2 separate regions of the Mus musculus genome follow, and region 2 is linked to region 1. The links are chromatin loops, found by intact Hi-C in ENCODE. Cell type or tissue: left cerebral cortex. All regions are shown on one strand. Each heading gives the region's core, and the rest is flanking DNA. Links, peaks and the distances in the headings are about the cores only. Region 1 has its middle 34 kb from the start of Cdnf. Region 2 overlaps Fam107b (family with sequence similarity 107, member B).

Region 1 (4,401 bases), core at 202-4,201:
GGCCCCATGTCGCTACCTCACAGCAAAATATCTTGAATACTATCTGTATTCCCAGACTCCCACACTTGGAGGCAATGCTACCTTATTTAAGTATATGTGCCTATATATGATATAGAATGTATATTTTAACTATGTAGATATTTTAAAGTCTCAACAAGAAGCCATATACTGTCTTCTTCTTCCCCTTCCCCTTCCTCTTCTCTTTCTCTTCCTCTTATTTTTTTCTTCTTCTAACACTATCATGTTACTTTTAGAAATTTTGGAGTGTTTTACTTGTTGAAGTGTGAGCTTTGATGAATTCTATGTAAATGGCTGACTGGAGAGTATCTAGAGAAAACAGAATCTCAGGGAGAAGTGCTTGGATATTCACCCATTCTAAGCTGATCTGTCTAGTGGAACCAGATGTTCAGACTGGCCACTCTTTATTCATACAATGTTGGCCTTGGCCTTCACAATATCTTCTAGTATTTAGGCTGCTTTATTTCTCCAGTGCATCCCAAGAGCCTTCAGGATGAAGCTCATCTTTTTAGTGTGGCAGAGAAGGACCACTTTCCCCTCCCCTGAGGCTTACAGCCAGGATGCAACCTCTCACCTCTATACCTTTTAGCCATATGAAGGACTGGTATGTCTTAAGGGAACTGCACTTTCTTTGGCTTCTAGATTTCACTGTGTACTTCTACTTCTACATAGAATGTCCCTTCCCATCTCCATGTGTCCCTCTGTTTCTGTATAATTCATTCCTATGCATATCTTAGGACTCAGAATAAATGCCACGTAGTTTAGGAAGCTAAATGCTTCAGGGGCTATAGAAGAAGTTTTCCCAGTGTTCTCAGTGACACTGCTTCTAAAGTATACAAGCATCTGAGCCCATGCATTACCTAGCCTAAAGCCATTGATGCATCCCCTTAGGTAAGCATTTTGTCTTGTGTTGACTCCTTTGCTACCATAACCTAGATAAGCGATGTTATTAAGTTGGTATAATAACCTTCCCAATGCACAGATGGGAACATCTACTTTCAGGAAGATGGTGATGAAGGGGTTTGGGAGACAGTGAAGAGGAACTAAGAGGAATCTAATAGGTGTGGGGTACATCCTCTTGTGGCCTGTTAGCTTCTTGCTATGTGAGTCTTGAAGATCTCAGAGTAATCTCTGGTTATAACTAATTTAGATAAAGGAAGGGAAACACACAGGGAGGTTTCTGTCATCATTCTGAGCCCAGCTGTTGAAGGTGATAAGAAAGTAGTTTTAGTGAGACTGACTGATTAGTTACAATGTGTTCTAAGGGTGACTTAGAATCTCCCTAAGCCTTCATAGAGGGAAGCTCATGGAACCGCTAAGAACTGCCCCTTATGAGCTGTCCTTCAGTGATCTGACACACACAGCATGGACTGCTGGCCATTCTGAGTCACTCGTTAAACAACTGATAATTTGTATATACACTAGCATTCCACAACTTACACACACACACACACACACACACACACACACACACACACACACACACAACAATTGAGGGATGCATGTTTAAAATGAAATCATTTCATTAAGTTAATGAAATATTGGAACTCATTGATACTAGAAAAGCTTTTAGACATGTCTGATAGTAAAGATACAGCTTTAGATTTTTTGCTTTTCCTCTGAAGACACAGAAGCCAAGAGAGCAACACAGTTTGCTCAAGGACATTTTGTCATTTGGTGACAGAGCTGACACTAGAACACAAGGTCTCTGACTTTTAGCCCCCTGCATGTTTGAACACATCACCAAATCCAAGGAACAGCGCATAGTACATAGCCACCAGCAGGTGGCGGTCTGTCGAGCGGGCCAGCTGGTTTTCCCAGGTTTAGTTTCTTACTCTGTAGAAGCAGCAGGTGCAGTCTCAGTTGCTTTAGACATCTCTACAGATTTTCTCCTCTCTGAATTATCAGGGAGTACAGGACAATGCAGACAAAGAAACATCTTATCAGATAAAGGATAAGGAGAACAGATATAACAAAACAATATTTTCATCTTCTGGTTCACTGTGAATAAACATAAAAAACTGTTTTAGCTTAGTTGCTGACAAATTTTTTCTTACTTTTTTTTTTTCTTTTGGCACTACTGGGAACTGAACCTAGGATCTCATGCATTCTGGTCAAGCCCTCTCCCTGAGCTCCATCCTCAGGTGCAGTTGTGAATATCTTTTTTTTTTTTTTTTTTTTTTTTTTTTTTTTTTTGTGAATATCCTTAATACAGCACCAGCCAATTTCTTGCATAAATGAATAAGACACACAAAGCCCATTCTCTCTGAATGTGCGGCACATGCCAAAACCTGAGAGATTGATTATATGGTTTCAGTTTCTTAAAATTGCATGATTTTAAGATGCTCCTGCCTAAGGTGAAATAACAGCCTACCAGGACAATGATGAGTTTCATCAGTTCATTTTCCCCTATGTGACAGAAATTAAAATTTGCCATCTTGCCATAATGTAGGCAGTCATACATGCTGTTTGCCCCTCTGGAACAGTTTTATGTGACTCTTGCTCCACTGTGCATCTCAGGAAGCTGACCTTTGCGGGCTGTACCTACTGGATTCCTTTATCTGGTTCCTTGTTTGGCTTGAGCAATGAGGGGGCAGCAGTTGACCAGTAAGCAGCCAGTCAGTCAGCAGCCTGCTTCCAGAGTTCCAGCTTTCTGTCTCTCTCTTTGTACCCTGCTCTTTCCTCTCTCTTTCTGCATAATGTACATGTATGTATTTATGCATGTGTGCATAGTCATGTGCTATGGCATACAAGTGGGTATCAAAAGACAACCTCCAGTGTCAACTTCTGCCTTGTTTGTGGCAGGGTCTCTTCTTCACAGCTGGCAATGTTAGGTGGCTCACAGGTTCTGGGGCTCCTCCTGTCCCCACCTCCTATCTTGCCGTAGGAATGGTAGGATTATGGACACACACCATTGCATCTAAATATTCCTGGGCTCTTGTGATCTAAACTCAGATCCCCACATTTGTGCAGCAGATGCCATCTCCCTGACCCCAAGTTCCAGCTTTGTGTACCTGGGTTCATGCCACCCTCCCCACGGAGTTCCCATGGATAGGAATGCCTTGCCTACTAGTTTTGGTTCCCTTATTCTGCCTATATTTATGGGTATAGGCCTTCACTATGCTTTATTTATTTTAAATTATATATATGCACATGCATTTGGATATGAGTATGTATATGGGAGTGCAGGTACATGCAGCAGACAGATATGAGTGAGGGATCCCATGAAGCTGAAGTTACAGCCAGGCATGACAAGTGAGTTCTGGGATCTGAACTCAGCTTGCTTGGATACCAAAGCAGTATGTACTTTTAATCCCTAAGTCATCTCTTCAGCCCCATCATGTCATCTTTAATACAAACCTGTAGTGTGTAATCCATCACCTGATGCCAATGGCCTCAGAAGATATTAATGTTATAATGGCTGATCTTTCTCCCAGGAGAATTAAAACCCATTATTTTGAAGTAAATCTCAGATGACATGGGCATCTAATATTAGTTTTCTATAAATTCCATCTCAATCTGCATTTCTCTGTAAGAAGTATTTGTTTCTCTTCCCCATTTTATATTAGTATGTTCTATTGTTATAGTTTGGATGGCAATTCAGTTTTAATTGTATCATTGCTATTTTGTTCTCCTATTTTGTTCTGGAATGGCCACAGTAGACCCTTTCATGTTGACTCTTAGCAAGTCACAACTCCCTGTGTTCACATTGTAGTGTTGTTGCAAAATGATTCTAAGTTCATCCTGAAACTTTTTTTTCAAAGATTTTATCTATCTATCTATCTATCTATCTATCTATCTATCTATCTATCTACCTATCTATCTATCTGATGAGTACACTGTATGTGACTTCAGAGACACCAGAAGAAGGCATCCGATCCCATTACAGATGGTTGTGAGCCACCATGTGGTTGCTGGGAATTGAACTCAGGAACTCTGAAAGAGCAGTCAATGCTCTTAACCGCTGAGCCATCTCTCCAGCCCCAAAACTTTTTTTTTTGTCCTGAAGAAATTGGTTTCATCTCATTGGAGGGCAGTATTTAGAAATTCAGATATAAAAATTAAGTGTTCTTGGCCACAATGCTCCATACACAAATACCACCAGGAGAGAGTGGGTCTCTCAGGAGTACTGACAAGCTTGTGAACGCAGGTAAGACCACCACTCCTGCTCCAAGGGACCCACCCAGAGACCCCAGGACAAAGGAACCGAGGAGCAGCCTGGGATAGGATCTTCCCAGTTTCCATCTGCACCCAGAGCTGATCCTGTGCCACAGTGCTCCATACCCAAATATCTCCGGGAGAGAGCTGGTCTTCTAGGAGTGCCAACACACCAGTGAGCACAGGTGAGACCTCCACTTCTGTTCAAATTCTTGGCCCAAGAGG
Region 2 (4,401 bases), core at 98-4,097, 220 kb after region 1:
TTTAACTCTGCCATAAGGGTCTGTGTTTGTAGCTTTGCTGGTAGAACTGTGGGATGCTGGGCTGGGGAGAGCACTTAATAGTTAAAGATGCTTATTGTTAAGCGTGAGGACCGAGTATGATCCCAGCGTCCATAGAAAGCGTTGGGCACGTTGGAGTGCACAGGCAACTACAGCACTGGGGAGGCAGAGATGGGGCGGCGGCACTGGCGGCGCGGCGGTGGTGGTGGTGGTGGTGGTGGTGGTGGTGGTGGTGGTGGTGGTGATGGTGGTGATGGTGGTGGTGGTGGCAGTGTGGAGTTCTGTGAGCTCACGAGAGGCCCTGTATCAAAAAACAAGGTAAAAGCCCCTGAGGAATGACTGTTGGATTTATCCTCTGCCCTCCACACCTAAATCTCACACACACACACACACACACACACACACACACACACACACACACACAGACACACACACACACACACACACACTCATATACAACACACTATGCATCCACATGTACTTACTTACTGTTACTAATGAGGAAACTGTATTATTCATTTGAATTCATGATTAGAAGAAAATATGACCCAAAGAAGATAGATATCTCTAGATAAAATATGTAATGGTGTCGGCTATAGCTTGGCTAGCAACACCGCCTACTCAAGTACTCACTCATATCCTGGGTAATAGCACATTGCTGCCACATTATTTCATTCATTTTCAAAGACAGCTGGGGAACTGAAGTCATGGAAGTTACGGCTTGTCTAACCACTCAGTTGTCTTTCTTTAATTAAGCCAGCACTGATTTTTCTTCCCTTGACTGATACTTGATAAAAACCAAACAGCAGCAGCAGCAACATACATAAAAAACTTACTTTATGAAAGATCGTTAAACCATTATTTCATATGCAAATCATCACTTACTTAAAATTCAAATACTGGTCTAAAGTTTAAGGTGATTTGGATTGCATTTGTTCCCTGATAGATCAGAAATAATTTATCTGTTTTCTTTTCTCCAAGACAGCAAAGAAATATATAAAGGTTTCACATTAGTCAATAAATATTGGCTGCTGAGGTATTTCATATTCTCATTTCAAATAAGATTAACTTAATAATTTATAATTGACTGAGGGCGAATTAAGGAGCTTCACCTAAGCAGATGTTTTCATGTAAAGGGAAATCAATCCACGTCTCAGGTTACACACGAGCCCACCACTAATGTGCCATAAAAATAAAACCTAGAGGGGGCTTAAGAGTGTGACTGCCAATATTTCCAGAGAGAAAGACATACTAAACACAGTGATAAATTATTGCAGTCTTATGTAACAGAATTGTGCCAATTTCTAATCAATTACAGATAACTTATTTTTCATCAACTAAATGTAACTTTAGAAGTTTAAGCTTTTTTATTGTTTCATTGTTGAGATTCTATTCTTGGTTGTACTTCCTGCCACTGAGAGTTGGTAATAGTCAGTTGTATACTTTATATTTTTATCTGGTCTAAATCATTGTGCTAGTCTAGATAGCTTTCCTCTAAAATATGTGGAAATTTCTAGAATACTGACTATGTTAAAAAATAAAATAAAGTTGTCTATTTGATCACTTTAAAGAGGTAGAGGAAGAAGGGTCATTGTAAGCTTAAAGCCAGCCAGATCTACATAGAAAGTTCTAAGCCAGACATGGCTAGATTGCAAGACTCTCAAAACACAAACAAACAAACAAACAGATTTAAAATGTATAAATCTGATACTTGTTCCATGGCAGCCATGATGCTGTTTTTGATCTCAATAAGACTCTGTAAGACAGCAAAATAATTTCCTAGAGACCTATTACTTTCACATTGGATAAAATATACTTAATATCCTTTCATTTTCATGTTTCAAAGGAAGAGTCAAAGATGATTAAAGGGCTCTTTGAAGCGGTCAGGGCTTGGTCACTTCACATTCTGTAGTCAGGGACTGAACCATAGTTACTTTTATAAATGTATTAGGATGTGAAGAACTGACTATTAAGTCTAAAGTAGCTGTATTATCAATAAAGCAATACACTGAGTTGGGGTATTGTTTTTTAAATATGTAATTATATTTCTTTTCATGAAAAATCATACATAAATTGTTACGTTTATTTAAGATGAAATTGTACAGCCGATAAGAGAAGAGAGAATCCACATTGTAGATTCCTTTTGTGAGGGCATGAAGAAGTCTGTACACAATTGAGCATATTCCATGTTTAAAGGAAGAAAGTAAATAAATGCAAACAACTCCATAAAAAAAAAAAAAAAAAACTTACTTTATGGTCCAGTTACTTGGTCAGTAACATCAATATGATGAGAATATCTTGTGTTAATGTCAAGAAGAAATCCCTCATGTAAGGATACTTACTTCTAGACTCCCCCCCTTACTCCTAGACTTTTCTATCACATCTTTATTCTCAGCCTTCTTGGTTGCTTAATGCTCAGTGAAGAACCCCACCTTGCCTCCCTGAGCGTATTTCCAAAGGCCAAGGAAGTCATGTGGCTCAGGAGCGCCCTCTTCTGGCAGCTAACCGCTAACCCCTGACTTGGTTACTTCTTTTAAATACTCTCCATAGAACCTCCATAGAATCCTAGGTGGCTGAAGAAGAGGAGGAAACCAGTCTTTGCAATAAAGGGATGGAATGTTTCGTGTAGATTTCAGTGCAGACTAAAGAGAGGAGGTGATTCCGTAGTTGTCGGAGGCCAGAGTTTAATTACAGTCAGGATGTTAGGAAAATCTTCCTGAAAGACTTGGCCACGTATCTGTATCTGATTCGGCTTGGTGTAAGGTGGATTAGAAAGGAGCATCATGCCTGCTAGGAGCAGCAGCAATGGCGAGGGCCTGCAGGTGGAGGAAGGGCCAAGGAGAGGGAAGGTGCGGTACATAGTATTTATGCCAGTTCAGTCAGAGCGTGGGCTTTGTGAGGACACGTCCCCACATGATCAGAATTCTGTTGTCAGGCTTCAGTAACCACGGACAGGATGGCTGACAGGAAAGAGCATCAGGTAAGAACGTCACAGAGATGGCTACTTCTTTGCTTTTGTTGTGGGTGCAGAGTGAAAAGCCAAGGAGAAGTGCCCCTATGTAGCTCCCAGCTCCTGTCCCAGCCGCTCTGTGGTAAAGCCATCCAGGACACAGGGAGACACTACTTCCCTTTCCAGACCCCTTTGCTGTAGTCTGGAGGAGCTGTATTGCACACACCTTCTGCTTGGCCTGCAGAAGACTCTGAGCCTGCGCATGGGACTTGGGCTGCGGGGCTCTTGTGCCCACCCTCTGACTCCAAGACAGAGAAAATGAAGACAGTGCTGGCCCTGTGCTTAGATCAGAACTCATGCAGGTTCACCCTGGGTCCTGCCCAGGGTCTTGTCTGGTAGGAGACCCCCACTTGGGTGCTTCTCACCGACTGTTACTGTGGGGGAGAGGTCCTAGAAACTCTAAAAGAGAAATCACCCACTTGTGCCCCAGCATCCTGGCCTACGGCTCCTCTCCCCTGTTGCTGACAGCTACCCCATTCTTTCCCTGCCTGCCTCCTCCCTGAAACTTTGACCTTTGGAGTCCCTCCTGCTCTGAAAAGATGTCATGGCTTAGGATAGAGAAGCAGGTCCTTTTATGGAAGCAGGCAGCATACTTTGTCTACTGATTAACCAGAGTGAATCTGCTCTGGGCTCTTTTAGACAGGTTAGGCTGTAGAGCGGTGCCTTGTGCATTTGAGATTTCAAGCAGACAGCACAGCCCCTTTAGCCAGGGAGCAGTGGAGCTGAAGTCAGGCTGGCTGTGATGGGCTCCCTTACTCACTATGTGCAAGGTTTGTATTTCTCTCTCTGATTAAGGCTGCAGGAGTTCTCAGTTAAAATGTCCACAGTGTTTTGGGAATGTGTGGGTTCTCTGTTATGTTTTCCTCATTTGGTAGCTCTGAGCCTTCATATTATACAGTGTTGCCTCAAATATTTAATTATGATGCAGTTATAGCTGCTTTTATATTTTAATTGACTTGGTCTTTAGACATTTAGTAGCTTTATTTTCATGTTAATTAAAAAATTTTTTTTACAACACTTGATGTAAAAAAGAAAAAGGTGGGCATTGCAGTTTGGCAAACCTGGGTTTGGGGATTAGTGGACGGCAATTTGGTTTTAGCACTATGGCACTAGCAGTATAAGTACCAGCATGGTATAATCTTGTTTCTCTGAGTGTTGGTGTAGAGTCTGAGTCTTTTATTCCTATGGTTGTTGCTGGAATCAGTTGGGACCCTGCATCTGCACGTGCCGTTCCCAAGGCACTGATTGATAGTTGTTGGCTGTCAGTTTGCCTAGATTTGGCTTTGATGAACTGTTAGTGACAGTTCAGGGCTTCATGCTGACATGGTTGCTTCTCTCCGGTGTCTACTCTGGAGTCTGTGGATAGATGCCCT

The links. A loop is a pair of places that touch in the nucleus more often than their neighbours do. Peaks named below come from ENCODE experiments on the same cell type or tissue, not always from the same donor. Only the 100,000 strongest peaks of a DNase experiment are listed, where the experiment ranks them.
Region 2: it touches region 1 in a loop (5-fold over the local background); 32 of 42 quality-filtered maps call a loop at or near these places.

The regions. Positions count from the first base shown.
Region 1 is chr2:3,544,970-3,549,370 of GRCm38, forward strand. No RefSeq gene overlaps it. Among named protein-coding and RNA genes, the nearest start is that of Cdnf, 34 kb to the left of the region's middle. In left cerebral cortex, for the core only: a CTCF peak has its summit at 1,799 (motif pointing right); a DNase peak (open chromatin) is centred at 1,806.
Region 2 is chr2:3,766,964-3,771,364 of GRCm38, forward strand. The region is part of intron 1 of Fam107b (family with sequence similarity 107, member B); the gene reads left to right. Among named protein-coding and RNA genes, the nearest start is that of Gm36031, 39 kb to the right of the region's middle. In left cerebral cortex, for the core only: a CTCF peak has its summit at 2,519 (motif pointing left); a DNase peak (open chromatin) is centred at 2,501.